Regions from separate parts of the Homo sapiens genome. Here region 1 is linked to region 2. A link is a loop called in an ENCODE intact Hi-C map of the cell type or tissue named here. Cell type or tissue: endothelial cell of umbilical vein. All regions are shown on one strand. Each heading gives the region's core, and the rest is flanking DNA. Links, peaks and the distances in the headings are about the cores only.

Evidence for each region. Hi-C counts contacts between places; a loop is a spot of excess contacts. Peaks named below come from ENCODE experiments on the same cell type or tissue, not always from the same donor. Only the 100,000 strongest peaks of a DNase experiment are listed, where the experiment ranks them.
Region 1: it touches region 2 in a loop (9-fold over the local background); 2 of 110 quality-filtered maps call a loop at or near these places.

What each region holds. Positions count from the first base shown.
Region 1 is chr4:183,355,855-183,371,872 of GRCh38, forward strand. No RefSeq gene overlaps it. Among named protein-coding and RNA genes, the nearest start is that of CLDN24, 41 kb to the left of the region's middle. RefSeq lists an enhancer at 2,271-2,771. In endothelial cell of umbilical vein, for the core only: no CTCF peak of the experiment used is centred there; a DNase peak (open chromatin) is centred at 7,507.
Region 2 is chr4:183,253,605-183,269,622 of GRCh38, forward strand. WWC2 (WW and C2 domain containing 2) reads left to right here. Exons shown (of 23, transcript NM_024949.6): 9 at 153-395; 10 at 6,035-6,124; 11 at 7,306-7,928; 12 at 11,374-11,503; 13 at 12,084-12,164; 14 at 12,261-12,347; 15 at 15,367-15,559. Among named protein-coding and RNA genes, the nearest start is that of WWC2-AS1, 21 kb to the left of the region's middle. RefSeq lists a silencer at 3,294-3,353. In endothelial cell of umbilical vein, for the core only: CTCF peaks have their summits at 8,449 (motif pointing left) and 9,037 (motif pointing left); DNase peaks (open chromatin) are centred at 8,467 and 8,997; H3K27ac peaks cover 334 bases.

The DNA.
Region 1 (16,018 bases), core at 4,417-12,416, 100 kb after region 2:
ACATAACTGTTGTAAACTAGCTTCATGTTTCAAGCGGCAACCAAGCAGTTCTGAACCACGAGATGCTGAGTGAGTAGACACAAGTTGGGACTAAGGTCAAGGGGTCTGCCTCTGAGCCCCTGGGCCACTGAGAGGGCCGTTCAGGATCCCAGTGGGGCAACTAGTCCGTCCATCAAATCCAAGCCCTGCAGACAGGAAAATTAACATGCATCTAAGGCCTTACAAAATCAAACTATGGGAAAGAGGAGATGTTGAAAAAAAAGTTGAAAATGAAACTCACCATTCTAAACATGACGCCTACCCTCAGATGTGAGCCCACCTTGAGTTAGCCATGGCCGGTGGCTCTTCTTCCCTCAGGCCTAAGCCACACCTCTTCAAAACTTCAGTCTGCCTATCCTCCGAGTCTGGGTTTCCTCCAACATCGTCCCTTTCCTTCTTTCTTCCTTCCCTTCTTCCTTCCTTCCCTCCCTCCTTTCTTTCTTCCCTCCCTTTTTCTTTCTTCCTTCCCTTCTCCTTTCTGCCTCCCTCCCTTCTTTCCTCCCCCTCTCTCTCCCTTCTTTCCTTCCTCCCTCCCTCCTTTCTCCCTGCCTTCCCTTCTCCCTTCCTGCTCATCTTCCACAGGCAAACGTAGGGCGCACTCAGCCCCAAGCCCCGTTCCACGCTGCAGCACTAGACACGTCTAACGGGCACGGTTTGCAGCCTGCCTGGGCGTCCAGCAGCCATGCTCTCTCTGGACAACCAAAGGCAAGTTCTGCTGGAGCCTGACCGCCAGCTCAGTCCCCTCCGGGGTTGGTTCCCGCCATTCCTCTTGATCACCTCTCCCTCCCTCCCCACCTGGCTCTAAGGGATGGGTCGTCAGAGCCCGGAAGGGGGCAGCTGTGGAGCCGCTGCCTCTGATGATTTGTGGCTGAGACCCCGTGCAAGCGGGAGGCCCCTGCGATAGGGTTTCAGTCTGAAGAAGATCTGGAGGGAGGAGGCATTTTTTCTAAGATGTTGATGTTTGAGTAGCAGTAATAAGGACAAGTAGGGCGTATTGTTTACAGTTGAAGACAATGAATAGTCTACTTCTACTCCTCTAATCTGTGACTGTTACCCCTACAGCAAGGAGCTGACAAGACGTCCATGAAGCAAGAAGACATGGAAGGGGAGGAGCAGCCTCTCCCCCCTACTCTCCCGCCCCGCCCCGGCCTGCCCCGCCGGCACCAAACGCAAGCATCAGACTCACCTGCTCTCCGGTGTGTGTGACCAAGAACCCTGCGGGCTCCTCTCCACCCTCCACTCTCAGGAAATAACAGGAAAGATGTCTCCCTGGCATGCCTGGACTCGTGCGTTTATTCACTCAGCCCAGGAGTGCAGGTGCTCGGGTGCAGGCCTGGCCCCAGCACTTACTGGCCACATGCCTGACCTTGGGGAGGTTGCTGAAGCTTTCTATGCCTAGCTCCCTCACCTGAAAACTGTGGCTATTACTAGTCCCCACCCCCTAAGGCTGGTTGGGAGGACTAGGAGATAAGGCAGGTGAAGGGCTTGGCACACCATAGGAGTCCACTGCATGCTGTCTCTTGTTGGAGAGATGGCCATCAAACGCCTGCTATGATCCAGCGCAGGGACGTGGCCCCTTCTCCCAGCTGGAGGATGGGCAAGAAAACCACACAAGACAACCCATGCTGGCCGTCGGGGTCTGGAGGAGCAAGGTGGACGGACATCCAATCAGGCTGGGGTAGGAGAAGGGACTCAACAGAGATTTTGCAGAGGGAATGACCGATCGATTGAATTCCTAATGGTAAATTAGGCTTCACCAGGTGAGGAGAGATGGGGATGGGAAAGGGGAGAAAACTCCAGGTAACGAGTCGTTTGCCGGTGGTTCTCTAAGGTTAGAACAGATCACAAAGACTCTCTGTGGCAAAGAGGATGCAGTCGAACCGGGAAGTGTCTCTTCTGCCATGGGAAGAAATTTAAACTTTATCCCAAAAGCCAAGGGAAGACCCTGAAGGATCTTAAACAACCTGACCCCCTAAAGGTGTAACAAACCGGCATTCGATTGTCCACCCTCATCCTTATCATGTATCTGAAAGAAAACACAGGGGATTTTTTTGTTTTTGTTTTTTTGGTCTTCTCAAAAATATTTGTCGTAACACATGTCTGGGATGTGAATTGTGGCCAATTTTTCCTGAAGCAGTAGTTATGATTTTGTAGAGGCAACTGGCCAGATATTAAATGCTTGCTCCTGTGAGATTTTTTGTCCCCATCTCTTTTCTCATGTGGTACAATCATTTCCGAAAAGGACCCACCAATTGTCTTTCTTTATCCGGGTCCTCCACACGGATGGATTCGTGGCAGGGCCTTTTGCAACATTTAGGGCAAACCACTTGGCTGAGCTGTCAAGTCAGCGCGCGGGTAATCAGCAGATTTATTCGAGGAAATATATTTATGGTCCTGAATGGCTGTTAAATGGAGCCATTATCTGGCCTTCTTGCTGTTGCTACAAATGTCCCTCCAGAGCGTGGGTACCCACACTAAGCCCATGATGCTTCCAGGTCATGAATTCAAGACGGTATTTATGCTGCCTCCAGTCAATGCACACGCATGTGCTGAGGTCATGTCAGTCGCGCTTGTTGAACGCTGAGGCACAAACTCAATGCCAGATGCTTTATTAAACATTCCCAGGGCAATCAAAGGCAGAAAGAGGGAGAAAAAGGATTTGTTGAACAGCCAGTGGAGACGAGGGGTTGAAATGCCGCCCTAAATTATTCATGGCTTGCTCTGAGCTGAGGAGGAATCATAATAAGCATCCTGGGGCCATTGTAGAGGACATCATCTTTCTTCTGGCCCCAGGGGTGCCCTCTCCACAAGAGTGTAATGAGAAAAAGCCCAGCCGAGCAAGAAGCCTGGACCAGTGGACCATCTGCAAGGAACGGCAGGGCTGGAGGTCTCGGGTTGAGCTTTCTGAAGACCTGGCACAGCTGCAACGCGACCAAAATGGAAACTCTTGGTTTCCATGTTCTAGTCCCCACTTTGCAAATATGCTTTGAGACATCGATGCTTTGAAATTTCTTACAAAATGTCTGTGCTAAACCCCAGAATACCATTTCCATATGTTCTTGTTTTGCTTCCATACCTCTAAAGCTTGTACAACAGAAATGGGAACAGATTCTTAAAGAACGTACCCATTTTTATTTATTTAAAGAACTAATTTTGTATGTATAGACATAGGCATGTGTGTACAGAAATACAGAAGGGTTGCGAGTATCAGCAACTTAGATGCCTCCAAAGTCTGATATATGTGCACCTTTAATGAGGAGAGATTACTATTTCAAAAGGGAAATTCTTACAGAATTTTCACATTCTAGGGGAAAAGGCATTGTTCAATGTAGCAGGCGGCCAGTCGTGTTGACTCACACCTGTAATCCCAGCACTTTGGGAGGCCGAGGAAGGCAGATCGCTTGAGCTCAGGCATCCCAGACCAGCCTGGGCAACATGACGAAATGTGGTCTCTACAAAAAAAAAAAAAAAATAGTTGGGTGTGGTGGTGTGTGCCTGTAGTCCCAGCTACGTGGGAGACTGAGGTGGGAGGATAACCTGAGTCCAGAAAGTGTGGGCTGCAGTAAGCCAAGATTGCACCACTGTACTCCCACCTGGGTGACAGAGCGAGACCCTGTCTCCAAAAAAAAAAAAAAAGTAGGTGGCACATAGGCTTAAGAAAACATTTATGGGCCTTTTGGTCAGGAAAGATGAAGGCCCTGTCCAGTCTGGGTGACTTGGGATTAGGCAGAGGAGAGTGGGAGATGAGGGAATTAAATTGCTCAGTTCAGTAAAGTAATGAGAACTTGGGTGTTCTGGCAGTTCTAGAGGGAAAAGACTCTGTGGGCCTAGAAGATGAGAAGAGGAACAGAAGGGGCTAGAAATGGAGTGCAGGCCTCAGAAAACATAGCAGGGGGCGCTGCCAGAATGAGAAGGCCCTGGGCAGGAACAGCTGGTAGTTAGTTGCAAGTCATTGCCTAATCCGAGCAGCACGTAGGACTCCTCTTGAGCCCTAAACTTTCATCAAATCCTTGTGCTGTTAGTGCCTTGGGAAATGAAGAGAGAGGAATTGAGGCCACCAAGGAATGCAGGCCACCAAGGAACTCAGGCCACCAAGGAACACAGGCCACCAAGGAACTCAGGCCACCAAGGAATTGAGGCCACCAAGGAACTCAGGCCACCGAGGAACACAGGCCACCAAGGAACTCAGGCCACCAAGGAACACAGGCCACCAAGATGCACGAAAAGCAGGAATTTGTAACAAGAGATCATTGTGGGAACATAAGGCTGTATCCCCCACCCCCAAATCTGGGTAAGTCTCCAGAAGGCTTGGTGAGACCTTGAACCTTCTGTATCTAGAGCATGCTGGAGAGCCTCCAGCAAGTCACACGAAGATGGCAGGAAAAGGACATTCCAGGGGCTGGAGGACGTTAGGAGCATCCAGGAAGCTGACCCCAGATCCCAATCATGCATAGTTTTGTGTCAGTATCAGAAAAAGAAGAAAAGAAGTGCTTGTGAGTCATCATCTCCAGATTAGCTGTTCTGAGTCTCTACTGGGCACCAAATCAACACCTCCGTCTCCCGTTATAGACTAAATTGTGTTCCTCCAGAATTCATATGTTGAAGCCCTAACCCCCAACATGACTTGGAGAGTGGGCCTTTAAGAAGTATTATCATTAAGGTTAAATGAGGTGATAAGAATGAGGTTCTAATCTAGTAAGGCTGGTGACTGTGTAAGAAAAGGAAGAGAGACCAGAGACCTGTCTCGCTGCAAGCACAGAGGAGTGGCCGTGGGAGGGTACAGTGAGAAGGCAGATGTCTGTAAGCCAGGGAAAGAGGCCTCACCGGAAATCAACCCTGACAGGGCCTTGATCTGGGATTCTCAGCCTCCAGAACCGTGAGAAGATACATTTCTGTCATTTAAGGCACCCGTCTGTGGTATTTCATGGTGGCTGTCCAAACAGATGCACGCAGCTCCTGATGCACTTTTCTTTTCTTGGCTATTTTTTAAAATGTTGCTATAGGCCTGGAGCAGTGACTCACGCCTGTAATCCCAGCACTTTGGGAGCCCAAAGTAGGCGGATCACCTGAGGTCAGGAGTTCGAGGCCAGCCTGGCCAACATGGTGAAACCCCATCTCTACTAAAAATACAAAAATTAGCCAGACATGGTGGTGGGCGCCTGTAATCTCAGCTACTCAGGAGGCCAAAGCAGGAGAAACGCTTGAGCCCGGGAGGTGGGGGTTGCAGTAAGCTGAGATTGCACCATTGCACTCCAGCCTGGGAGACAGAGCAAGACTATGTAAAAAAAAAAAAAAGTTGCTATAGTTTGAATGTTCTGTCCCCTCCAAAACTTATGCTGAAATGCAATCCCCAATGCGACAGTATTGACAGGTATGGCATTTGGGAGGTGATTGAGACATGAGGGCTCTGCCATCATGAATGAGATTAGGTGCTCTTATAAAAGGGCTTGATGGAGGAAGTTCAACTCTCTTGCCCTTCTGCCTTCTGTGAGGACACAGCCTTCCTCCCCTCTGGAGGAGGCAGCATGAAGGCGCCATCTTGGAAGCAGAGACTGGACTCTCACCAGATTTGTCTTGGACTTCCCAGTCTCCAGAACTGTGAGAAATACATTTCTGTTTTTACTATAATTATCCAGTCTTAGGTAATTTGTTATAGCAGCACAACATGGACTAAGTAAATGCCTTTTCAGTTTTTCTGTTTGATAAAAAGAAGAGAGCTCCAGTAGGCACAGTTCCTTCTTTTTAATTTCTTCAATTAATGAGGTGCTAGTTTCCCGTTTGTCTAATTGAAGCCATTTTTCCACCTTTCACTAGTGTAACACGTAATTGCCTCATATCTGAAGAATGGCCAGATGGCACAAACAATTACAATATTTTTTTCAAAATAGAAGTGATTTTATTGGGTTTTATACTATAAGATGAATTTTTTAAGAAATATATGTCTATTTTTTTTTAAATCAGATAATACAGAAACCTAGAGAAGGAAATAAAAATACCTCATTTTCTACTACACAGCTTTTTTACTTTCTAAAAATGCAGTTGTGTGCAGTTGCATAGGTGGCTTTAGTGTGTTATAGCTCTATATTGTGAATATCTTTCCAAGTCATTAAATATGGAGCTTTATTTTAAATGGTTGCATAGTATTCTATTCTATAAATTCTCATAATTCATGTAACCAGTCTCTCATTTTTAGACTTTTTAGAAGCCATGAAGTCAAATGACCTTTGACTGACATTTCTGCACACTTAGCCAATTGTTTCCTGGGATGTATTCATCCTAGAAGAGGGATGCATTCAGTAACCCTTTAACACATGTGTTGTCTTCTAACGCACAGCTGGAATGAACACTGGAGACAGAACAATGATCCCAAAGACGGACATGGTCCCTCCTCGAGGTTTTGAGTCCAGTGGTATTACACAAGGCGCTAAAGTGTGATGAGTGTTTCCATGGGGAAATACAGAGCATTTTGGTTAAAAGGAAATGTACTTTTTTTTCTTTAGAGACAGAGTTTCCATCACAATGCACCATAACCTCAGCTCCTGGGCTCAAGCAATCCTCCCATCTCAGCCTCCAGAGTAGGTGGGTCTACAAGCATGTGCCACCATGTCAGCTAATTTTTATTTTTTAAATTTTTTGTCGAAATGGAGCCTGGCTATGTTGCCTGGGCCTGCCTCAAACTCCTGGCCTCAAGCAATCCTCCTGCCTCAGCCTCCCAAAGCGCTGGGATTACAGGCATGAGCCACTGTGCCTGGCCAGTGCACTTTTAAAAAGGCTCTTGCAGGTGGGGCACATTGGCTCACGCCTGTAATCCCAGTGCTTCGGGAGGCTGAGGCAGGAGGATCACTCGAGCTCAGGAGTTTGAGACCAGCCTGGGCAAGGTGGTGAGACCCCGACTCTACAAAAAAAAAAAAATAATAATGCTTTTTCTTTTTCTTAGCTGGTTGTTCCTCCAGGAACTTTGTGTTAATGTGTACCCGCCCCCCCCACCCACTATGGAAGCACCTGTGCCCCAGGTCTTTAGGTAACCTGCGAACTCACGTTGTCCCGTCTTTCTGGCAATCCCAAAAGCCAACATTCTCATTGCGGTGTAATAGCAACTCATTATTCAACTAGGTAAGGTTATTTTTCTATTGTCCTGAGCATTTGTAAGAAGACACTTAGCAACCCTAATTGCGTTTCAAAATGCAATTCACATTCTGAAATCATACGTAAGTCTTCGCTTGTGTATGATTTTCAAATCAAGTGAAGACTTGTGTATGATTTCAAAATGCTAATTGCTTAATTTCCCGAAGATATGCTTAAATGTCACACCTGCAGCAAATTGTTCAGAAGCTGAAATTGGTCCCTTGTAGCCTTTCTTGTCTAAACCTCCCTGACTTCACTATGCTCCATGGCATCCAGCCGTCACGTTTCCTCCCACCCACGCAGGGACTGCTTCCCGTGCTGCTCCTGCTGAGTACTACCCACCCCTGCAACTGAGAGTTTGCAGAGGCCTCTGCTGCCCCCTGGACCTCTTCTCACGAATGCATAGCTGTTCTTTACTTTCTGCACAAAGTGCATTCATGTGGAAGGCTTTGGGTGAGTGGAAAAATGGAATGAAAAGGATAAAGGGTTGTTGCTGTTGTTTTGAGACGGAGTTTCGCTCTTGTTGCCCAGGCTAGAGTGCAATGGCGTCGTAATCTCGGCTCATCGCAACCTCCGCCTCCCAGGTTCAATCGATTCTCCTGCCTCAGCCTCCTGAGTAGCTGGGATTACAGTCATGCGCCACCACGGCCGGCTAATTTTGTATTTTTAGTAGAGACAAATTTCTCCATGTTGGTCAGGCTGGCCTCGAACTCCTGACCTCAGGTGATCCACCCACCTCGGCCTCTCAAAGGGCTGGGATTACACGCCTGAGCCACTGCACCCGGCGGCAAAGGGTTTAAATAGTGATCCACTCTGGGAGAACCTGGGAAAGTTGGCAAATCCCACACCAGGTGGATGGATCCATGGCTACAGGCATATCCATCATGTGGCCCCGTAAATCAGTATGAGAAAGAAAGTGCCATTCATTCATACAACTAATATTTTTTGAGCTCCTAATCTGTGTGAAGCCTAGTATCTGAGGATATAACGTGTGTTTATAGTTCTACGAAGATCATAAATTGTTGTATTTCAGTTACTGTTATACTAGGGGACCTGCAGACCTGGAAAGCCATTCCCAGGAGGGGGCGTTGGTAGGTCCCACGAAAAGGTGAACAAGTTCATTGCATCAGTCCTCAGGGTGACCCCTCACGTGGGAAAGCAGAACTGAGGGGAAGAGCACTAGGGGGTGGGGCTTTCCTTGGAATCAAGGAGGAGACAGATGGAGGACTGACCTGAGATGGCCCTGTCACCTACCTGTCACCCGCTGCACGAGGCCGGCCCCTGCGCCTGTGAGGCTGCACTGTGCCATGGAGCGAGAATTTCCCCGTGGTAGGATCAGACCTCTGTCTCTGGAAATCTGACTTTTGTATGCTACCAACATTTTTCTGTAACTATTTCCTCTTTGCTTTTCTTTGTCAATGCCCTTTTGAAAATGCCAACTTGTCTCCTTTGTACTAAGAGACACCAAGGAAAGGAACTGTGTGCGTGCTCAGGTTGGGTAGTCCCCTGGGGACAGTGGATTAGCAGAGGAATCAAAGCCTGGGGACGATGAGGGCTTTCATCTTTCTCACAATACCATCCATCCTCTTTCTCTTCCTCTTCTTCCTGCTTCCTCTTTCTCCTCTTTCTGTTTATTTTTATCTCTGGCCACCCCTTTCCAGCCCCTCTCTAGCTCAGTGACAAGCTGAGAAAGAGCCAGACCTCCTGAGACCCCATGAAGAAACAATACTGCACAGGAAGTTTGATGGTGACCCCCAGGGCTGCCGCCAGTGGGAATCATCCTCCCAAAGCACAGAAGGGCTTACCGCAGCCCTTCCTGAATTCTTACACTTCCACGGGAGAATAATATCACTCTTTGATTTAATTATAGTAGAGCTTTGCTCTTTCCATGCAGGAAGGCCTTAGTGATAGGGCCCAGTGAGAAAATATAGAGGCTGTTCTCAGCAGACCTGATAAATCCTGAGCCACGCTGGAAGAACAGTGTCTCAGGTGTTTGATTCATTTCAACACAGTTCCTGTATTATTGGATTTTCCTTGTGATTTTGTGAGGTTTTCACGGATGGTTTGGGGTGTTTGCATTCTTGCTCTGACAGGGAAGATTTGGTTCTTTGTCTGCGCAAGAACCACACAGCATCCCGAGCCTGGAGCAAATCAACTCAAAGATACACCCATCCTGGGCAGGTGGTTTACAAGGGCAGTGCTGACAGCCAGGCACAGGTACTCGGGGTGCAGAGCGGGGACAAATCAAACCACGACCCCAGTGCTTGTTGTCAGCGTTGGCTACACATTATTGGAATTCAGAAAAGATTCAATCGTGTGCGAACTATTGTAGCTTGATTTGTTTATGGACTTTTATTTTTAGACTTTAAAAACGTTCCCAATGTTAAACTCTCCAGGCAGATGTACGGTAGCAATACAGTTACACGACCAGCAAGCTGACGACAGCCAGCCAGCTCCTAAAATGGTTTAAAACCAATCTCTGCTGTCACCTTCTCTCAGATCAAACCCAGAGTAAATATCCATAGTCTTTGCTGTCTGTCACTAAAGGTCAGAACAGATACCAAGATGTAGGAGGCTGATAGCACCAGTGCAGTTTGGAGCTGAAATCTGCCCTATAGTACCCCCAGATGAGAGCAAAGTCCTCTTTAAAAGCTCGCTAAGACCAGGCACAGTGACTCACGCCTGTAATCCCAGCACTTTGGGAGGCCGAGGTGGGTAGGTTGCTCGAGCCCAGGAGTTCGAGACCAGCCTGGGCAACGTGGCAAGATCCTGTCTCTACAAAAGATACAAAAATTAGCCAGGCGTGGAGACGTGTGCCTGTAGTTCAACCTACTTGGGAGGCTAAGGTGGGAGGATCACTTGAGCCCAGGAGGTTGAGGCTGCAGGGAGCTGTGATTGGGCCATTGCATTCCAGCCGGGGCAACAGAGTGAGACCCTGTCTCAAAAAAAAAAAGAAAAAAAAAGGCTTGCTAATTGATTTGTGAGGGCCAGCAGTTGGAATTGCCTCCCTAAGCACAAGGAAGTAATGCCCCAGCATGAAGCAAGAAGTCAGAGGACCTGGTATACAGCTAGGACTTCCCAGCTGCACAGCCTCGAGCAAGTGCGCCTTCCAGAACCTCAAGCTCCCATCTGAAAAGAGGAGAAATGATGCACACTTACAGGGTTTAGAGGGTGACATCATTCACCCAACACGTTTTTACTGGGTCCGAAATGTATGCTAGAAATTGTTTTAAGCACTGTGGATACAACTGTGAACAAGACAGATACAGGCCCTGGCTTGGTGTTTGAGGTCATGTTGGTAACACTGAGACGTGAATAGACAGTATTAATGACAGTGTCATCACTGCAGTGGGACGGGAGAAATTCAGGATGCCACAGCCCTTAACACAGCTAGGGGTTGCAGACAGCCTTCTAGCATCGAGTCTTCCACACTGAATGCCAAAGGCTGAATCAGAATGGCAGGCATTTGCAGGGAAAGTGTGCGCGATGAGGAGAGGGAGAGGACGGGAGGGGAGGGGAGGCGAGGCCCAGGCCTGGTGATTCCTGCCTCACCCCAGGTCAGTCCCGCCTTTATACCCAGCTTGGAGGGTAAGGCCCGGGGGAAGGTAGCTGGGTGAGCTAGCTAGGCGAACCTGGAGGCCACAGGCTCCCATCTCTCAAAGGCCGCATCTCCCAGAAGCAGGGCGGTGAGCAGTGCTCCCACAGAGGAAACCCGAAACATCTGCTGGTTCTGTGAGTTGGTTCGGGCAATTTATTCAGTGAATTGGTTTCTGTTAGGTCTGGAGGATACTTTTAGACAATTCAGAAGTGCTTGTCTGATCTAAAATACTCACTGACCTGGGTGGGGAAGCAATTCAGTGGCCCTGGGGTCTTATTTAACAACTCCCCGCACCGTGGACTCTGTCGCTCCTACCCATTCATGACCCCTCCTTAATTAGCCCGGGCAAGCCGTCAGGTGACCCCAGCCCCAGCCAATATCTGATGGCAGCTGCACAAGAGACCCCAAGGAGAATCACCTGCACCCAGGCAGGCCACTGAACCTGAGAGATAAACATATACTGCTGTTTTAAGCCACTAGGTTTCGGGGTGAGGGTTTGCACAGAGATAAATAACCAGAACAAAGGACAACCTCAAAGGTAGCTGTTAGCTTGGGAGGCCGAGGCAGGCGGATCACAAGGTCAGGAGATCGAGACCATCCTGGCTAACATGGTGAAACCCCGTCTCTACTAAAAACACAAAAAAATTAGCCAGGAGTGGTGGCAGGCGCCTGTAGTCCCAGCTACTTGGGAGGCTGAGGCAGGAGAATGGCATGAACCTGGGAGGCGGAGCTCGCAGTGAGCCGAGATCACACCACTGCACTCCAGCCTGGGCAGCGAGACTCCGTCTCAGGAAAAAAAAAAAAAAAAAAAAAAAAGGAACTGTTAGCACTGTGGTGGCATCAGATTTGCCAAGGCTGACACTCTGCCTAAGGAAGCTGTAGCGTAAGAAATTCTGGTTTTGTTTTTGGTGTTTGTTTGTTTGAGATGGAGTTTTGCTCTTGTCGCCCAGGCTGGAGTGCAGTGACATGATCGTGGCTCACTGCAACCTCCTTCTCCTGGGTTCAAGCAATTCTCCTTCCTCAACCTCCCAAGTAGCTGGGATTACAGGTGCCCACCATCACGCCCGGCTAATTTTTGTATTTTCAGTAGATACCGGGTTTCACCATGTTGGCCAGGCTGGTCTCAAACTCCTGACCTCAGATGATCCACTGGCCTCAGCCTCCCAAAGTGCTGGGATTACAGGCATGAGCCACTGTGCCCAGCCAAGAAATTATGTTTTAAAGAAATAAAGTAAGGCCTATAAAACCACTGTCTTATTACAGGTACAGCTTCCAAGGCACTCATAAGCATTCAGAGAGTAATACCTACTTATCAGGAGCCCCAAAACAGAATAAAGAAAAGAGAAATGTTGGAAATAACTACCTTTTAAAGATAATTAGGTGTCAAGGCAAAGCATCCTAAAATTTATAGTGTGAATAAATAAGAACATTACGCAATGACCAAAATTAGATTCTCAACCTTCCAGGAAGAAACACAGATACTAGACAGCATTAAGTACACTCACACTTCAAAAGTTACATCTCACAATCACAGTAATCCAGGTCACTTCGATCCCCAACCTGCTTTACTCGACATCAGCCAGCCTGGGGTACAACTAAGGAGAAACAGAATTGAGAGTTGAATTTTCCAGGTTGGTCATCTACACAGCTCCACTTCACCGGACAGCTGCTAAACTCCCACGTTGACACCTGTCAAGAGGAGCTTCTGCTATTTTTGCAAGTTTCAATGCTATTTGAGCACCGATACGATGCCGCAAGTAGAAAATTCCACAACTAACCTCAAGTGAGACTGACAGGTTGCAGTTAAAACACAGTCAAAACTGACCAGGCACGGTGGCTCACGCCTGTAATCCCAGCACTTTGGGAGGCCGAGGTGGGCAGATCACCTGAGGTCAGGAGTTCAAGACCAGCCTGGCCAACAGGGCGATAACCCCATCTCTACTAAAAATACAAAAATTAGCCAGGCATGGTGGCACATGCCTGTAACCCCAGCTACTTGGGAGGCTGAGGCAGGAGAATTGCTTTAACCCAGGAGGCGGAGGTTACAGTGAGCCAAGATCACGCCACTGCACTCCAGCCTGGATGACAGAGCGAGACTCTGTCTCAAAAAAAAAAAAAACAGAAAACAAAAAAAACCACCACAGTCAAAACTTTGTTTCATGCATAAAATTACTAAAACTATTGTATTAAATTACCTTCGGGCTATGTCTATAAGGTACATATGAAACAGAAACAAATTCTGTGTTTAGACTTGGGTCCCATCCCCAGGATATCTCATTATGTATATGCAAATATCCAAAATACAAAAAAATCCAAAAACCAAAACACTTCTTCCCCACCCCCAAGCCTTTCAGACAAGGGATACTCAACCTGCGGTTCAATAAGAGAATCCATTAACCCGTGCAACCACCAAAATGTATCAGAAGTAAAATAACGTGCTTTTCAGATATTATGAGAGATTGCTGAGGATTTAGAAAACACTTACACTTTTGATTTTGTAAACTAAGGCTTGTAAACCAAAGCGTCTGCCCAACTTTGGATTCTCTCAGCAGAGCATCAAAATACGATGAAAGAACTGGAGTGAGTGAACTGTAGAAAAACTGACAGCATCCAGTTGAGGGCGAGACATCACCGCACGGGGAAGCCTGCTTGGTGTGTCAGGCGGAAGAGCACTGAGAGGCCACTGCAGCTGGGTGAGTTTTGATGAGTGTGCACTGGGAGCAAGTCAGGTGGTGTTAGGGTTCTGACGAGGAGGTGGGCTGTGAGGCTGGCCTGTCTTGAGGCTAGGGAAGAATAAGGTAAAGGATGCTTTGATGTTTTTGTTTAAAGCTTTGGCTCGATAATTCAATAAGAAGATCCATTAACCCATGAAACTGTGAAAAGGTGTTTGGAGTAGAATAAAGTTGCACACTTTTTCACTATTTTGGGGGATTTAGAAAGGATTGATCCTTTTTGTTAATTGGCATTTTCTCGTAATCAAAGAGGGATGGAAGCTCCCCCTCTAATTGGCAGAAGTGAAGGAGAAAGCAGGCACGTGAAACCCATGAAAAGAGGCGGGATTGTCTTCCCTACTAAACTGTTGCTCACATGTCCTTAAAAAATTAGTGTCTCATGTACCCCATAAATATGTACACCTATTATGTACCCACAAAAATTATAAATTAAAAAAATGGTATTTCCTGGTGAATGTCTCTTAGAGAAAAAGAAAAGGCTATCTCTGACAAAGAAGTCTTCTACTTTAAAAGTTCTAGGCCGGGCATGGTGGCTCACACCTGTAATTCCTCTACTTCAGGAGGCCAAAGCAGGGAGATGGATTGAGCTCAGGAGTTCAAGACCAGCATGGGCAACATAGTGAAACTCCACCTCTACAAAAAATACAAAAATTAGCTGGGCCCAGTGGTGCCCACCTGTAGTCCCAGCTACTCAGGAGGCTAAGGTGGGAGGATTGCTTGAGCCCAGGAGGTCAAGGCTGCAGTGAGCTGAGATCACACCACTGCATTCCAGCCTGGCAACAGAGCAAGACCCAGTCTCAAAATAAATAATTGATTTTAAAAATTTAAAAAGTTCTGGCCATCCTTAGCTTTTGAGAACTGAAATGTAAAATTGTCCAGGTAAATGGATTGGTCGAGTAGAAAGAAAACAAATCAGGCATCAGGAGCTCTCAATTCTATCTTCAGCTCCAAACAAGAAAGCTGTTCCAAGCTCCATCCAGCAAAGGTGAGAGGGAGCGAGGCAGGGAAGAGCTATTGGCTATCAATGTTTTCGGAGACTCTAAGAAGTGTGAGACATTTGAGCAGTGAACATTTCAGAAATAAGAGAGATGTGATAAAAGACCAGGTGGAGGAAAACCGATGGTGTTGAGGCCGCTGAAGAGAGGCAGCTAAAAATCCCATGGAGAAGAATCAGAAAGAAAAATATAGCCAGAGAAAATGAGGGAAAGGGTGGAGTGGGAATATGTAAGTTTTTAGCGGCTCTTCAGTTAGCAATGACTCCAATATGATGAGAAAAATGAAACAGAATCCATTCAAAAGAAAAATGAGCTCACAGACCCAAAAAGAGCAATGTTTTATAGCGCATTGCAATTTTTTGTTCTAATTTTCTTTGTGATGGATGTTTTCAGTACTAGGCTCAGAAAGATATCTTTATTAATACAATATTTCTGATGGTTTCCCTTCTGTCACTAATGATGAAAGGGAAGCCACCACCCATATCAGAAAGCACTTCGGGGGATTCTGAAAGTTATGCGGCTGGGGGTAAATGCTGGCTCTTCCGTGCTTGCAGGCGCTGGTCGTGCAGGTGTTTGGGATGGGGTGGAGTGCGGGTGTTGGTACTGTAGCCATATCCCTGGCCTCACTCTCCTCCCAGTACTGCAGGTGACGTCCGGGAGGGGTGGGGCCCTCCTCCACAGCTACACTTCCCCACGCTGGGCATGCTCCACGGAAGGATGGGCGTTGATTGCCTCAGGTCTACAAGTACAGAAGGGCTGACAAGGGGATCACAAAAAGAAAGAACCCGGGACCCATCTAGAAGCAAAATGAGCTCATAGAGAAAGGCAGAAATTAAGCAAATGTAAAGATTTACAGGCTATATGGCCTGAGGGGAAAGAAGGCTTGAGCTCTGCTGGAAAATTTCCTCCTGCCAGGTGAGGTCAGCTTTTTGTTCTGTTCAGGTCTTCCACTGGTACAGAGAAAAATATGCTTTATTCAAAATCCACTGATTTAAATGTAAATCTCATCCAAACATATCCTTACAGAAACACCTGCAATAATGTATGACCAAACATTTGGACACTGTGGTCCAGGGAAGTTGATACATAAAATTAATCATTGTAGGAACCAAGCTGAAATTATTTTTTTAGGAAACATAATATGTAAAACAAAAGAAAATATATAATATATTAAACAGCAGAGAAGTGTAAGACTTGAAACCAAAGAAAAGAAAAGTGTAATATCTGAAACAAACAAAAAATCCATTGGATGGGCTTAAAGCAGAATATAGATGACAAAGGAACAGGTCAGTGATCAGCAGAAATAGATTAATAGAAATTAATTAATGTAAAGAAAAGGCAGAAAATGGATTTAAAAGAGAGAGAGCCTCAGAAACATATGGGACTCTATCAAAAGGTCAAACATACATGTAGTTAAGATTCCAGAATGGGTCAAATACAATTTGAAGAAAGATGGCTGAAAATTGGTAAAAGTATGAACTTCCAGATTCGAGGAAATCCAAGAACCTCAACCACAATAAATATTTTCC
Region 2 (16,018 bases), core at 4,266-12,265:
CCGGCCTCTCACCAGTAGACCACACCTCTTTCTGGTAAGGTCAAGTTAGGAAAATCTGGACAGCATGTCAACACCAAATTTGGCTTAGGCTGTGTTTACCTTTCTCAGGAGTTTTAAGTATGTGCATACCTCTTCTATCTTTTTTTTTTTAGTATGGCCAACTTAAAAATTGAACTGTCAAAATTGGACAGTGAGGCCTGGCCTGGGGCACTGGATATTGAGAAGGAAAAACTGATGCTGATTAATGAAAAAGAAGAACTTTTGAAAGAGCTTCAGTTCGTCACCCCACAGAAACGTACCCAAGATGAATTAGAACGCCTAGAAGCTGAAAGGCAGCGGCTGGAAGAAGAGTTGCTGTCTGTGAGGGGAACACCAAGCAGAGCTCTGGCCGAGAGGTTTGTTTTCCTTCTGGAAATAGGGCAGCTTAACTCTTGTGGGGGTGTCTTAACTGGATACTATTTTCCCTGGGTTTGGAAATCTCAATTGCATCTGTTCTTAGTGGACTGAGAAACAGCACAAATGGACTTTCTGTAGAACAATAAAGTGCACCATCCTAATGCCCGACAGGATAAGTTCTGTGTTTTAGGAACGTGCAAAACCTGTGACAGATGTTGAATAACTAAGGAATGCTGACATAAAACCAGGAATGTACATCATTGATGAAGTCTGATAACAATAGCTATAAACTATTGCACTCCGATAAGAAAAATTATCTAGACTGTTAGAGCAACTGAAGCTTCCTATTCTGGGTTTTATTACTCACAGGAATGCAAAAGTTTATTGCTAGTCATTTCACGAGGAAAAGACAGCTTCCTCCCTGTGATACCCTAACAGGTCACAACGTACTCACTTGCATTTTGTTTGTCAGTTGCATCCCTCCCGTGAAACAGGTGAAACTGTAAAGGAAAATACTCTAGGCAATTTTCCCATCTTTCTCTGGGAAGGTGTGAGTTGATTATTCCATCTAAAAAAATCCAGTTCTGCAAAACAGATCAGCTGGAATGTTAAGTGAAGGGACCTCTGTGTGTCAGTTTGACATGAACGCATCTGCATAAGAGCCTGGGTCCAGGCCTTGATGGCAGAATGGGTTGGATACCTGTTTCAGGACAGACCAGAGAGCCGTTGAGAACGACCGCATGTACATCCTTTAGGCCAGCCAGTAAACAGCAGTGCCTGTTTCAGGGTGATGGGAAAGAAATTCACATTGATATAATTTCAAGTGACCTGGAAGTAAGTTTAAAACACCCAGCCATAATCCAGTTGCTTCAAAAAAAAAAATTGTGGCGTCTTGCCTTCTAATTCCTTGTCCTCAATAAATGTTAGGGTTGCATGGCTACATAATATCAAAACATTTGAAAAGCAGGGGGAGGGAGAGAGGAAGACGTCTCTGACATTCCCAGGTAGGTGTTAGCATGGGGACTCACCCACCCCAACGTTAACCGTTTTAGGAGAGTTGACTTCTGTGGGTTAAAATGTTGATCAAGGTAACACGCAGCCTCAGTGTCATAGCTGTAGGGAACATGAAAACGTATCAAAAGGAAAAGCCTCTGAACTATAATCTTCTGCCCTCTTAATAATTCTCATCTTTGCCTCCATTTCCCCTTCTTTTCTTCCCTTCTTGTTCTGGCTTTTCTGTCTAATTTTGCTGACCAAACGGTCAGCCTGAGGGAAGTGTCAGCCAGGCTGGCAAAGCAAGGCCCCATCTGACAAAGACCAAAAGGAACAAAAAGAGTAAGAAGGCAAGGGAGAATTAATTTGTTTTTGTTGTTGTTGTTGCTGTTGTTTTTCTGAATTACCCTGATGTGTCTAAATTTGTATACCTAAAGTTTCTAGCTACGGATAGTCATCAGTAGCTATGATGAAATGGGTAGCTTTTATGTGGCCCATGTATAAAACAGCAATGATGTTTCATACTACTACATAGCATTTACATATTATAAAATTTTATATAATCATACGTGTCTAATGTGCCACGTCCATCTCAGCTGTTCTACTTTGTAGTAGGTGAATCTAGGAAGGACTTACAAACAGATTTGTTCTGGCAGAGAAAGAAGACATATTTGTTTGTCTTAGTTTTTATTGAGGTGGCGTCTTGCTTGCCTTTTTTATTAGGAGTAGAGCTTCCAAAAAATGACTCATGATATAACATTAAAGATAGCAATTTGTTCCTGAGAACCTAAACTTTGACTTTTTCCTAAGTACCTAAACTTTATACTTTTGTTTGCACACACATAGTAACTCAAAATTCCAGTGAAATAGGAGGCTTTTTTTCCTTTTTTTTTTTTTTAACGAACAGCCCAAACCTCACCAGAGACAGTAGGCTTGAACTCATTAGGAAGAGGAGCTATAAGATATTTATTTTAAAAATTATTTATTTAGTGAGATCCAGCCACTGGGTTTGTGTCATCTGGGGAGTAAGTGGTGTGGATATGATACCTCCATGGCCCTGTCTCCCATGATTGGATGTTAGCAGGAAGGGAAACATGTATTTTATATATGTAGTATGTTGACTTTCTGAGTTACCTGGAAGAGCCAGGTCATTTAGTATTCCAAATAAGTGGATACTAGTTTCCTTATCAGTGTCTATGGCCAAAGGCAAATCCTCATACTTACATTGCCATCAAAGGTTGAAGGACTCAGACATTCTTGCTTGATCAGCTTAAAGCTTTCTAACTCCTATCCTGGGATGCTCAAAGTGACTCAGTAGTTCACATGTCCAGAAGAGCAGAACCTGCTGCCATTGGGAACACTGAATCCTTTCTTTCCCAAGTAGATACAACCTCGTCTGGCTTTGGGTTTTGCTGTTGCTATTATGGTTTTGCTTTCTATTCCCCCATGCTCTGGCATTTTTTCTTATGGCTTCACCCTTTCGTGTCTTCCTCCTGTGTGTGTGGGTTTCTGCTCTGCTCATTGCTGCTGTTGCACTGACGCCGGGAGTTTAAGAGGGAAGAGAACGCCCTTGCCAGCAGTGTCTCCTCAGTGTCAAAGCAGGGCTGGCTGGAGCTTCTTTTGGGAAGTAGGATTTGCTGTGTGAAACTCAGTTTCATCATAGAACAGATTGTGTGCCACCAACCCCAAATCCTTCCTTTTCTTCTTGGTACCTACATGACTGTCAAAGCTACCTGCCGTATTCCCCAACATATTCCTGTTTTCCACTTATATTTGGGGTTCCCATTATTTCAGGGGTGACCTCTGGCAAGATTCCGAGTCATTGCTGAACGTTGGTGTCTGAAGGAGCTAGATGCACATGAATTTTCAGTCTCTGAGTGTGATCCTACAGCCCCCCCCCCCCCCCCCCCGGCTCTGTTCCTGCCCCCACAGGGCTGCAGTGTCGCCCACTGGGCCTGATGGCAGCGACTGTGCTCGCCACCTGGTGGTGGGAAAGAGGTGCTCATGGTGAAGCATTGCCAGGCCTAAAGAGAAATTGCTCGCAAATGAAAAAAACCATGCAGGGAAGGTGTTTCTATGCATCTTTCGTATTCTTCCCATGCAGTTATTGAAATTCCTTAAACTCTGTGCTTTCCTATAGCTGGTAAGATCTTAACATTGCTCCTTGTTTTATCACAAGTGTTGGGGGTTTGCCTTGTAATTGCCAAGACGTCTTAATTGTTTCTTAATTATTTGAATGTTTTTGCCACTGCTTCTGAAAAATTTTTTAAAGCAAATAGGTGGGGGCATGAGTGTCACTTAGTTTTGAGTGGAAAAGGGACTTCCTGCTTCTATAGATGACATGAAATTTTCCCTAGGTGCAGAATTCTGAGTTCAGGAGAAACCAGGCTGTGCTTCTCTCCTGCAGGGCACTGAGGGCAGAGTCAGGCAGGTGTGAAGGCCCACACTTCACAAAGGGCAGCTTGAAAGGGGATGTGGAGCAGATGGGCCAGGGGGAGGAATCTTTTAAGGGCCAAGTAGAGGAAACCCTTTCTCATCCAGCAGACCAACAGGCAGGAGTTGGAGAAGAACCTAGAGAGACAGGTGTGCACCCTTTTGAGAGGGCTGATGTCTGCAATTTCTTCTAACCCCTGGTTATGGGGAAGTTGGGGAGAGCATTTCACATGAAATACACGTGGATTCTGAGGAAGACTTCAGGCTTTCGCTAGGAGAGGCTTTGGTGATAACATCAGAGACAAACTGCGGCCCACTAGGAGGGTTTCTGTGCCTCTCCCCAGTGCCTTCCTCATGCTTCTCCCAGGGAAGGTTTCATCTCAACACCAGCAAGAACGGAGGGACTGGCCAGGGCACCCTGTGCTGCAGGGAGAAAGGGCTGATGTCTGCATTCTGGGATTGTAGGAGCTAAGTGGGAAACGTGAACAAGAACACAAAGACAGGCATCTGTGGTTCAAAGCAGACATTAAAGGGCTGGAAGAGCAGCTGCCGAGCATCACCTGGAGAAGGCTGAGGACGCTCCCTAGTGATGGAGAAGGGACAGCACTGAAAGTGTGGCTCAGGGTCACATTCTGACGTCATCCTGGTGCCTCCTGAAAGCATTAGAAAAAGGCTTCATTTTAATAAAAGCAATATTGAGTTTTAAAACTTCCTTCCGAAGTGTTTCTCTTGTTTCAGAAGACATGGATTTTAGTAGAGTTTGGGGCTTTCTTCAGACCTTTGTGCACTTTTAATTCAGTTAGTCTACTTCATATTACTTTTTTCCTCGTTGAGTTTTTATTTATATTTGAAAGATTTTTAAAATGACCGCTGCTTTTAAAAATACACCTTTGAAAGCCATGAATTAAGAATTTATCGCGCTTTTGAAGTATTAAAGAAAATGGCAAGAATTACTTTTTTTAGTTTAACATATAATGGAATAGTGTTGTTGACACATCAAAGGGATAGATACCTATAAATAAAATATGGGCATGTTTCCTTACTGCCAAAAACATATATAACATTTCAAAGAGATTAGAAATTAAGGAAATTTTATTTTTCTCCAAAGAAAAGTGGCTAGTTTTTATATCACCACTTTTCAGGGCATGCTGAGGCTTTGAACAAGTCAGATTTGTTTTTCTTCTCTGTCAAGCACTTTCTCATACATTACTCCATTGATCCCTTTAACAGCCTTACCAGGGAGACACAGGGGAATTATAGTCACCATTTTACAGATGAGAAAAGTAAGACCCTTGATTCAGCGACTTACCAAGGATATGCAGCTAGTAAGCTGCAAATCAAGATTAGAAACCCAGGTGCCCTTTTTCTGAATTCCATTCTGCTGCTTACTGCTCTGAACTACTTTATTTCATGATGTCTAAAGACCTTCACACGACATAGACTATACTTGCACAGACTCTTAGTTGCATAAACCCCTGGGTACTTGGTATATTTTAAAATGACTTACTATTCAAGTATACAGTTCTATAATGCTGTACTCTTAAAAAAAAGAAAAACTTTTGCAGTTGAATGTGGATGAAATTTTATGATAGTCCGACGCGGATGATGAGATGTGCTGTAGCTCGGAAGGGGAATCACTTTTAGGTCATCCTCTTCCCTAAACAGTTGAGCCCAAATTAGCCCACAATGGTATTGTGGACTAAAATTGTTTCTTAATTGCTAATTCTTATCAAATCAGGGTTGGGAATGTTATCACTAAATACTATGTTGGAACAAGCGTTACTAAATTCGGTATTTAGGGTGACCTTTACTGTTGCTGTGAAATGTTTTAGGAAAGGGTTCCCAGGTCACAGATCTGTGTCAGGATTCTAGTCTTTGGTTAGTTTTTTGTTTCCTTGGTTATTTTCCTCCTCACTCTTCTTCCCCAACTCAAAGGACCATATTACTTACCCATTTAAAAAGATTCTAGGCTACCAGCAATTTTAAATTCTCAGTGACATGGTGATGGGGCATAACGCTCCCTCCCCATCCTTCAGCTTGGCTCGTGCAGCTCTGCCCCCCACACTTCTTGCCGGTGTCCTGTTTTCTGTCTGTGGAGCCCATTCACATTTTTCCCTTGTGATCTGTAATGTTTGTACAATGAGAATCTTTCTTTCCTTTTAGTTTTCATATTTTGTTATAATCATTTGAAAATAATTTTTTTTCTTCCTAGATTGAGATTGGAAGAGAGAAGAAAAGAGCTGCTACAGAAACTTGAAGAAACTACTAAATTAACTACTTATTTGCATTCACAACTTAAAAGGTGAGCTTATCAGATTTTTGAGGGGAAAGCTTTTCTCCGAATAGCATGTTCTTGTTCATCTTTGATTACTTTTCACTTTATTTCCAACTACTTTAAATAAAATCATTATAGTAGCACAGTTACTGTTTGAGTGATCAGATTTAAAGTCACATTTTCTTTTGCATGAACCCAGTGTCATATTTGGAATACATTTGAAATATGTTATAGAAAGAAGATATGTTTTAGCTGTCAGTACATTTAGGATAATAACGCATTTTTCCCATTGCCCCATTTTTTAAAAAGGGAAAGTGGAGGAGCTTTGCCTTAAAATAGCCATAGATTTCCTTACATTGATGAGAAAAATACTCACTCCTCACATTCACACACAAAGAGGAAACGTGAGCGAACCCAAGGGTCTTTTGTGTGACTTCTTTCTTTTTATAAGCTTGCCTTCTTTTCTCTAAAAATAAAAAGCTTTTTTTTTAATAAAAAACTACATTAACGCTTTTGCCCTGTTTTTTCTTGCTTTCAATATTTTTTAATGGCAAAGTGGCTTCTAGATGTCTATGCAAATAAACTTATCAACAGGTATTTGATTCCTTTTATTTTTGCAAAAGGAGGATAATGTTTAATAAGAATAGATTTGCTACTTAAAGAGTATTTGGAGAGCAAGGCTGAAAAGGTTAACGAAGAAGCATAGACATGGTATACAGTTAGGTGCCACATGATGACTTTTTGGTCAAGGGCAGACTGCATATATGATGGTGGTCCCGTAAGATTGTAATACTGTATTTTTACTGTGCTTTTTCTAGTTTAGCTATGTTTAGATACACAAATACTACCATTGTGTTATAATTGCCTACAGTATTCAGAACAGCAACTGCTGTGCAGGTTCGTAGCCTGGGAGCAATAGGCTATACCACATAGCTTGGGTGTGCAGTAGGCTGTACCGTCTAGGTTTGTGTAAGTACACTCTGTGATGTTTGCACAGTGATGAAATCACCTAACCATGCATTTCTCAGAACTAGACCAGGTCGTTAACTGACACACGGCCGTAATATAGGGAGTTCCTCTGTCCCTGGCCATTGATTCCATTCTTTAGCAGGTTTCTTCCCTCTGCAGATCTGAAGGAGCCAGTAGAGATTGTGATTAGGTTTTCCATTTTGTAACAGATTTTATGGTGTGTGCTTTTTGTCTTTCAGCCTCTCTGCCAGCACCCTGTCCATGTCATCTGGGAGCAGCCTGGGTTCCCTGGCATCGAGTCGGGGCTCTCTGAACACCTCCAGCAGAGGGTCACTCAACTCCCTCAGTTCCACCGAACTCTATTACAGCAGTCAAAGTGATCAGATAGATGTGGATTATCAGTATAAACTGGACTTCCTTCTGCAAGAGAAAAGCGGTTACATTCCTTCTGGACCCATCACCACCATCCATGAAAACGAGGTGGTCAAGTCCCCTAGCCAGCCTGGCCAGAGTGGACTCTGTGGAGTGGCAGCTGCAGCAACAGGCCACACTCCTCCACTGGCTGAGGCCCCGAAGTCTGTGGCCTCCCTGTCCTCGAGGTCCTCCCTTTCCTCCTTGTCTCCTCCAGGCTCTCCCTTGGTTTTGGAAGGCACGTTTCCCATGTCTTCTTCTCATGATGCCTCTCTCCATCAGTTCACTGCTGACTTTGAAGACTGTGAGTTGAGTAGCCATTTTGCAGATATCAGCCTCATCGAAAATCAGATTTTGCTGGATTCTGATTCAGGAGGAGCCTCCCAGTCTCTTTCAGAGGATAAAGACCTTAATGAATGTGCTAGGGAGCCATTATATGAAGGAACTGCAGGTAAATGCAGCCCTTTGCTTTCATGTATTCCCTGTTAGTGATTTTAAGGAGAATGATTGGAGCATTATTTTTCCATATAAACAAAGGGTATGATTCCCCTTCTCTTTCTTTTGAGTAATCGTTTTGGCTTCATTTAAGAAGGAGCTTTTATTTATATACCTAGATATTTTTCATTATCAAATAAAAATTACCTTCCCTATTTAGTAGACTTAATCATTTAGTACCTGCTCAGTTGTCCAGAGACACTCTGTGTGTGGTAGCTGACTGGGAACATATGTTGTGAACATATTTCCAAGTAGATTCCAGTTCTGAAATAGCAAGGCAAAGAAGAGGATTTTCTTTTAAAAGTTGGCCTAAAACAGATTAAAACCAAGGCAATTAACATAGTAGCTAATTAGTACCAAGGTTCAGTGTTTAGATTGTTCAGGGAATTCTATATAAATACAGTTTTTGTTTCAAGCCAGACTCCTTTTCTGGCGAAAAGTTAATTTAAAACAGCAGGTTGCAGTGTATGGTATTACCCTGCCACCTTCTGGCCAGGTTAACAGTTGCAGCCCCGGGAAGGGATTACTAGAGATTGTAGTTCTTAGGCCTGCATTTGTATTCAAAAAGACAGAAACAGGAAAAATATCATTTTTTTGTTTGTTTGTTTGTTTTCCTTTGCAAAGCAGGAACTTTGAATATGTTAGATATGATTGTAAAGAGCACAAGATGTTTCCCTTGTTGGCAGATGATCACTGTTGGTCTGAGGAGGATGATCTGTTCCAGAGCTAGCTTGAGACAAAATGTGAAATAAAAGCCCCAGTGCTCATCTACAGCTGTCCTGTTCACAGCTACATGTTTTACTGACCACACAAAACAGGGCAGGGCTCTTTAGAAGTGCTCTCTTCCTGTTCCCAGAAGCATTTTTATTTGTATGTATGGTCCTAAGAATTCTGAGTAATTGATTGGCCAATTCAGATATGTAAAGACATTGACAAATCCACCTTGTTTCTACGGTTTCAAATACTGAAGAGCCAAGTGCTGTGCCCTGTCAGTGGCCTGGGCCTGTGGGAGGGCCCATGAGACATTTGTGTGGTTTGTGCGCCCTCTCCTGGGGAGATGTCAAAGCTACAAGTAGCAGGTTATGGAAATAACCACAAAGAAAATAACCAGGGGAATGGTGTGTGTACATAATGGCCCCAACAAAACAGAAAGCCGCGTGGGGCCTTCACCACTGCTTCTGGGAAGGAGTACGGTGTGTGTGCGTGCGTGCGTGCGTGTGTGTGTGTGTGTTAGGGGGTGCATACCACTCCTGGAACCAGCCAAGCCTCCACTCACATTTTAGTCACCAACGTGTTTGGGTAAGCACACTACCCAATCTCTCAGGATTATGATTCCTTATCTGCAAAATGGGGTTGCTACAGTAATCCTTGTGTCAGGCTGAAGGATTTAATGCAGTGATAACATGTGAAGCACTTAACCGTGTCTGGCACTCAGCACACAGTTCATGGTAATTATTAGTACTCTGTGACAGTGATGATGATAAGTAATAAACTCTGGCTAAACACAGTTCTTACTGTAAACCATGGAAAGCTATGAGAAGAAGAAAGAGAAGAAAATGGAATGTTCTGTGCCAGCGTTCCTTCCTGTGCTTTGAACTTACATCTTTTGACCTTTCAAGGTAGTTTTGCTCTTCCTGTATTTGGAGTGGTATCTAGTGACCACTTCTAACATTCAGCCAATTTGGAGGGGCAGTAAGTGAGGCTGGATGCTGGAGAAGAGGGGAGAGAGTGATGAGGGAAAAAGTTGCCTAAAGTCTGTCACCCACCCAGTAACCCTGAGGTCTGGGAGTCCTGTCTTGCAAGTGTGTCTGGTTGGCCCATGCCTTGCTCCTGACACTTGGGTCTTGCTGTGTCTGAAAAGTTTGTGGATGGAGACAGTATCTCTGAACCTTTGTGAAACAGTTTTTAACTTTTTAAATGCATATATTAGAAAACTGCTGTTAAAAAGTTACCCTAAGAGAAAATACATCCAAGAGCTTTGATTGCAGATAATATTCAGTTGCATGTCTGAAAACAAGTGAAAGCGTATATTTAACCATAAAGGCTAATTCTCACAAATTAGCTGGGCATGGTGGTAGACATCTGTAGTCCCAGGAGGCTGAGGCAGGAGGATGTCAAGGCTGCGACGAGCTGAGATTGCACCACTGCACTCCAGCCTAGGTGACAGGAGTGAGACCTTGTCTCAAAAAAAGGAAAGATGAATTATCTTCAAGTCACCAGCACTTTTTTTCAGGGGACGTCTGCCCTGCATGTGGGGTGGTGGCTCCCTATCAGGGACGTTTGTCATCTCCCTCAGTGCTCTAGAGGCTTAGGCAGGTAAAGTCAAGTCCCTTTTACGTAAACTTTGCTGTCCAGTGCCAGTCCCTGCTGGATGACACCAACCACGTTGGAATAACTGCAAAGGCCTTCCGCAGTCAGTCACTGTCATTGTCAAAGTCAATTTCAGGCTGCTGTGGTTATTCCTGGGGGTAATCAATAAATCATGTCATCACCTTCACCCTTCACAAAGGGGGGTGGGCGGAGAGAAGGCACTTCATCATCAAGGAAAAAGCATTCCCACTGCCAGAAATAAAGTGGAAAATGCAGCAATCAATCCTGTAATCTGAAGCCTTAAAACTTAAACATCTTCACAAGATGTAAAGTCACGGCTCAGAAGGGGGCCAAAATGCATACCAATACAGATCCCTGCGCTCACTCTCACTCACTGGAGGATGAAAGAGCACCACAGGCTTGCAGCTCATTACAGTACAGAGCACAGCCTTAAATGAATGTTCCTTGCTCACTGCAGGATGCTGGTGTATGAATATGAGTTCGAGATAAAAGTTAAGTGGTCATTGGTACTAAAGATTCAGTAGCACAAAAAGTTTTTTAATGGTATTGGCTGGTGAGGAGTTCCTGTGAGTCAAAGACATTTTTTCTTTATTTCTGTTAGAATAGTAGCACAGGAGATGTAGGATATGGCATGTGGAGAGAAGGGGAGACCAAAAGAGGTGGAAACTTATCCATTGAGTAGCTAGAAGCTCTCTCTGTGATAGAAATGTCACTTGAGGGAGATAGATCATTTCCTATTCCTGAATATATGAACACTGCAGTGAATGCTTGAAAGAAAGAGACTAAGGACCAATGAGAATTTGTGTAATTCATCCCTTCCCTTAAAATATTTCAGGACAAAGAAAAACCATATTCTCTTCCAAGTAATGACTGAAAAAACTGGCGTCCCAGGAATCTTATAAGTCATAGTGCCTTGAGTTGTTTACAGCTGTAGATTTGAATATTAACATCCTTGACTCCCAGAAGGAAATCTTATTTTGGATTGCTCATGACCAAACTATGTATGTATTTAATACTTAACTTTTCCAAATAAGACATTCTGATTAGTGCTCTCACCCTCCCCTCCATAGATGTGGAAAAATCATTACCAAAAAGAAGAGTGATCCACTTGCTTGGGGAGAAAACCACTTGTGTGTCGGCTGCTGTGTCTGATGAGTCTGTGGCTGGAGACAGTGGGGTCTATGAAGCTTTCGTGAAACAGTAAGGATTCAGCAGGGGCGCTTTTAGCTCCAGCGAATCTCCATCGCCGTGGATGTGGGTTATATGCTGTAAATGGACTGCTACCATTAGTCCGCTCTTTGGCTTAGTAAGGACTTTAGCCGTTAAAGAAGTGGTGTGCCTGAAAAGTTCAGTATATCAAAAATGACTTAGCCATGGAAATTATCGATAAACAGATTGGTGTACCCAGAGGCAATTGACCCTCTTTAGAATTTAAAAACCTTGAATTTAGTGGGAATATTGGAAGAATTCACCAGACCCTGTTTGGCACATGAAGCTTCTCACGTGTATTTCTGAAAGTCTGAAATGTCTCAAGGGTGTGGTATATTTCTAGTAATAAGGAAAGTAGTCATCAGAGAGGCTTTGCCCTAAAGCCCAGAGGCGGGCTCTTCTTGAAAAGAGCCTCTGAAACAGTAAGCTTTCGCTGGGATCAGTTCCACTGGGAGGGCATAGGAGTGCTGTTAATTTGGATTTTCATTCAGAATCACTAAGTGGCAAACTGTTAACCATAACAATCGATAACCCCATTAATTAACTGTTCATCTACTCCCTGTCCATATAGACCTAGTGAAATGGAAGATGTCACATACAGTGAAGAGGATGTAGCCATTGTAGAGACCGCCCAGGTTCAGATAGGACTCAGGTAAGGAATGTACGTGGGAAAGGAGCAGTTCTGACATCTGTGCAGGGCAAGTGGCCTGTGGTGATTCCTGACTTCATTTAGCCTCTCTTTTGACAGATACAATGCAAAAAGTTCAAGTTTCATGGTGATTATAGCACAGCTCCGAAACCTTCATGCCTTCTTGATACCTCATACTTCAAAAGTGTAAGTAAAATCAGCGAAGATCAAATTGAGGAACTTAAACATTTCCATGTAAGAGAATTTTACACTGTAATCATACAGTTCATCAAAATGAAGATACGGAAAAGACATAGCAGGGCTGATCATGTCTAAATGAATGGCAGATAAAGATGAGAAGGGAAATGTGAGGAAGACATATTGAGTTTTAATTCTTACTCAACTGATTCTTTCTAAGAGTAGAAGCCAAGACATTTAATCTCTTTTTTGTAACCAGAAGCACTGTTTTATGCTGTGTTGGAATTTGATTGAAATATGGGTAAAATTTTTGTTTTTGTGTAATTGTTACTACTGTTGTTTAAGGAATTTTCTAATCTTTTACATTAAAATGTAGTGATTAAATTTTATGTATCTGTACAACATTGCCAGTCAAACATTTTATCATGCTACATGTAAGAGTATGTTTTTATCATCAAGCATTTACTTCCCTGTGACCAGTGAGTTCTTAAAGTTATTTCACTTCATCAAACCAAGAATCCCAACAAAGTGATGACATAATGCTACACAGTCCATTGCTTAGAGACTTTTTGCTTCCTGACAGATAAGCCTAAAGATCTCATGACAAATAAGTCTGGAAGTCTTAGACACCACCATTCACATTTTCTGACATCAGAGTTTCAGTGACTCTGAAGGGCTCATGGCTGGAAAGTACCAGGAAGAATCCAGACTTCGACTTAGCACTATGACGTAGAATCCGGAATATGCATGTCCACTCTGCATTGAAACTTCCTGTAAGAAGTGGATCTTAATAATATTTTGAATATGCAGTGCAAGGCTTTGGAAATTTAAAAAGAGCTGTTGAGGGGTGATCCCCAAGACTCTATACCCAGCCAGGTGAATGTTTTCCTTAATGATAGAGTATATTCCTTAGTGATAAGACTTTTAATAGAATAAATTAAAGAGTTCTGCATGTTTTTCCTACAGAGTTGCTTGTAAGTTCACCTCCTAACATTCCAATAATCATCAGAAAGAAGAAACTGGATCTAAGAGAAAAAGAACTAGATAGAAATTATGTAGTTGACAATAGAAGAATAGAGATAGTGGCTTTCTTTTTTTTTTTTTAAGAGATGGGGTCTCACTGGGTTGCCCAGGCTGGTCTTGAACTCCCTGGGCTCTCCCACCTTGGTCTCCCAAAGTGCTGGGATTACAGGCGTGAGCCACCGAGCCCAGCCAAGATAGTAGATTTTAATGTGTTGACAAGCATCAAAGCTGGAGGTAGGATAGGATTCCAGGAGGAGGGTGAGCTTAGAGAACTTCCTGAATCAAAGTGTGGACTGTCCACATCATTAGTGAGACCAGTGAGGAGAGCAGGCATCACATAGAAGTGCCTAGATCAACGCAGAGAGCCTGCTTCCCAAATGCGAGATGAAAAACACCAGTCAGCGGTGTCCAGGAAGACTGGCTTGATATAAACTGTGACTTCTCCCTACCAGTAGATAAGCTGTGATGTTGGAGCATGCCATTGGTGGCCTTTTAGTAAAGCAAATCATGGAGAAGACAAGTCTACCAGAGACTGAAACAATAAACAGTGAGAACTAATGCACAACTTCAGGAGAAAACTACAGAACACCCCAAGAACACACACCTTCTTTAAACTCACTGTAAGGGTGCACCTGCAATATGCTCTACTTCAACTAAACCAATCACAGTCATTCTCACTTACCTCATAGGATGTCACCAAGTCCCTTCTGGAGGCATGGTGATACCTGCGTAGTGTAGGACCAGTGAAATACTCAGCCCAACCAATGAGCAGACATTTGCTCTTCGGCTCCCCAGCTAATGTGCAGGCACTTGTTGAGTTGGTGCGAACCTTCCTGACATATATAGCAATCTTTCCTTAAACCCACATGTAAAAGCCTTGGCCTAAATAATGACACTGCTAAACATGACAGCTAGTATGAAATATTCTTAAAATTGTTCTTTTTTTTCCCAACCTCAAAAGTTATTTTTTGATTATTAATTGTGACAAGCAGAAAAGATTTTCTTCTGCTGAATCTTCGGCCTCCCAGGGACAGTGAGCTGTGTCTTAGTAAGGCTCTTTAATCAACAGCAGTGGGCTTCAGGCCCACTAGGTTTTCATTGCTGAATCTCCATAATTAATATTGATATGAAATACAAAATAATATGACATTCCTCAGTTCTGCATTTGAATTACAGTTTTTCTAACGGAGAAAGGCATGTTTTAGAATCTAGATTAGACAAGCCTGGAAATGGGGGTGGAGGGGATAGACTTAGCGGTATTCTCTTCCTGGGATTTAAAGGAAGTTACCTCACGCTCTTTCTAAGAATTGTGGGTCCTCATACAATGTGTGCTCAGAAGAGTCACTTTAAGGTAGTATTAGAAGTTATTGTTTTTCTATAACTCTTCCTCTGAATTTTACAAAGCACGGGACTCTTAAAACAGTTTGTCGTATCTCAGAATTTGGAGATGCTAGACAGTGATATTTTTGAACCGTTGTTTCATCTGTTTTAAATTTTCTTAACAATATGCTACTGAGCCTTTCTTTTTCTCTAGTAGGATAATGTATTCCATTCCTGGGAGGTGATCATCAGCATCTCTTGTTTAATACTCAGGATGAGGATTCTGTGAGATAAAGTCACCAGTATCTACTTAGTGTGTTCCCACCTTCCCAGGCTCAGAAATAACTTATTTTGGAATTGGCTGTCCATGGGGCAGGTGGGACGTTAAATTCGTCTGCCCTACGGATTTTCTTCCTCTTCACTTTCCTATCATGTGCCTTTGCTGCAGTCTCGTGGTGAGTGGAGGCTGGGCCATTGCATGCTCAGGGGCGTAGTCAGCTCGGGTGGGTTAAGGACAGAGCATCTATGCAGCTGAGCACGGACCCGTGATGGCAGCAACACTTTAGATTGATCTTGAACTCCACGATCCCTCATTTTCTCTCTTTGCAGATAATTTCAAATGATAGCTGTGAATCTGGTATAATTAAAGTACCTATGAAATCCATTTTATTCTTGTTCTTTGCAGATATTTTAGGGTTGCCGTTCTTCCTTCCTCAACTGATGTCAGCTGTCTGTTTCGCACAAAAGTTCATCCGCCCACAGAATCCATTTTATTCAATGATGTGTTCAGAGTCGCCATTTCCCAAACAGCCTTACAACAGAAGACACTGAGGGTAGACCTTTGCTCTGTCAGTAAACACCGAAGGGAAGAATGCCTGGTAGGATTCTTCATAATTCCCATTACCAAATAGCACTTAGATTGGGTGGTCTGAGGATATACTTTGTAGTTGCTATTTTGCCAGCCCTAGAAATCACTACAGACCTGCCCAACATCTTGGGATACATCTAGTGTTTGTTCATTTTTTTCTGAAGTAGTGGTTTCTGTTTATTCTCTTATTCCAGACCTTTAAAATCTGCTTATAAATTGTGATTTTCTGTAAAAGTTGCTTTCTATTTCTACCTTTTCACCACAGAAGAACTTTACCTTTGTGACAGCTATCACTCATGGAGTGTGCTTACCACTCCCAGTACCAATGCCAAGCTTTGCGTGACTGCTGTGTATATATTATCTCATTTAATCCTCATGACAACCTGATGAAAGATTGGTTATGAAATGGATGATTATCCACTATTTTCAGATAAGGAGCTGCTTAGAGAGGTAATATATTCAACGGTCA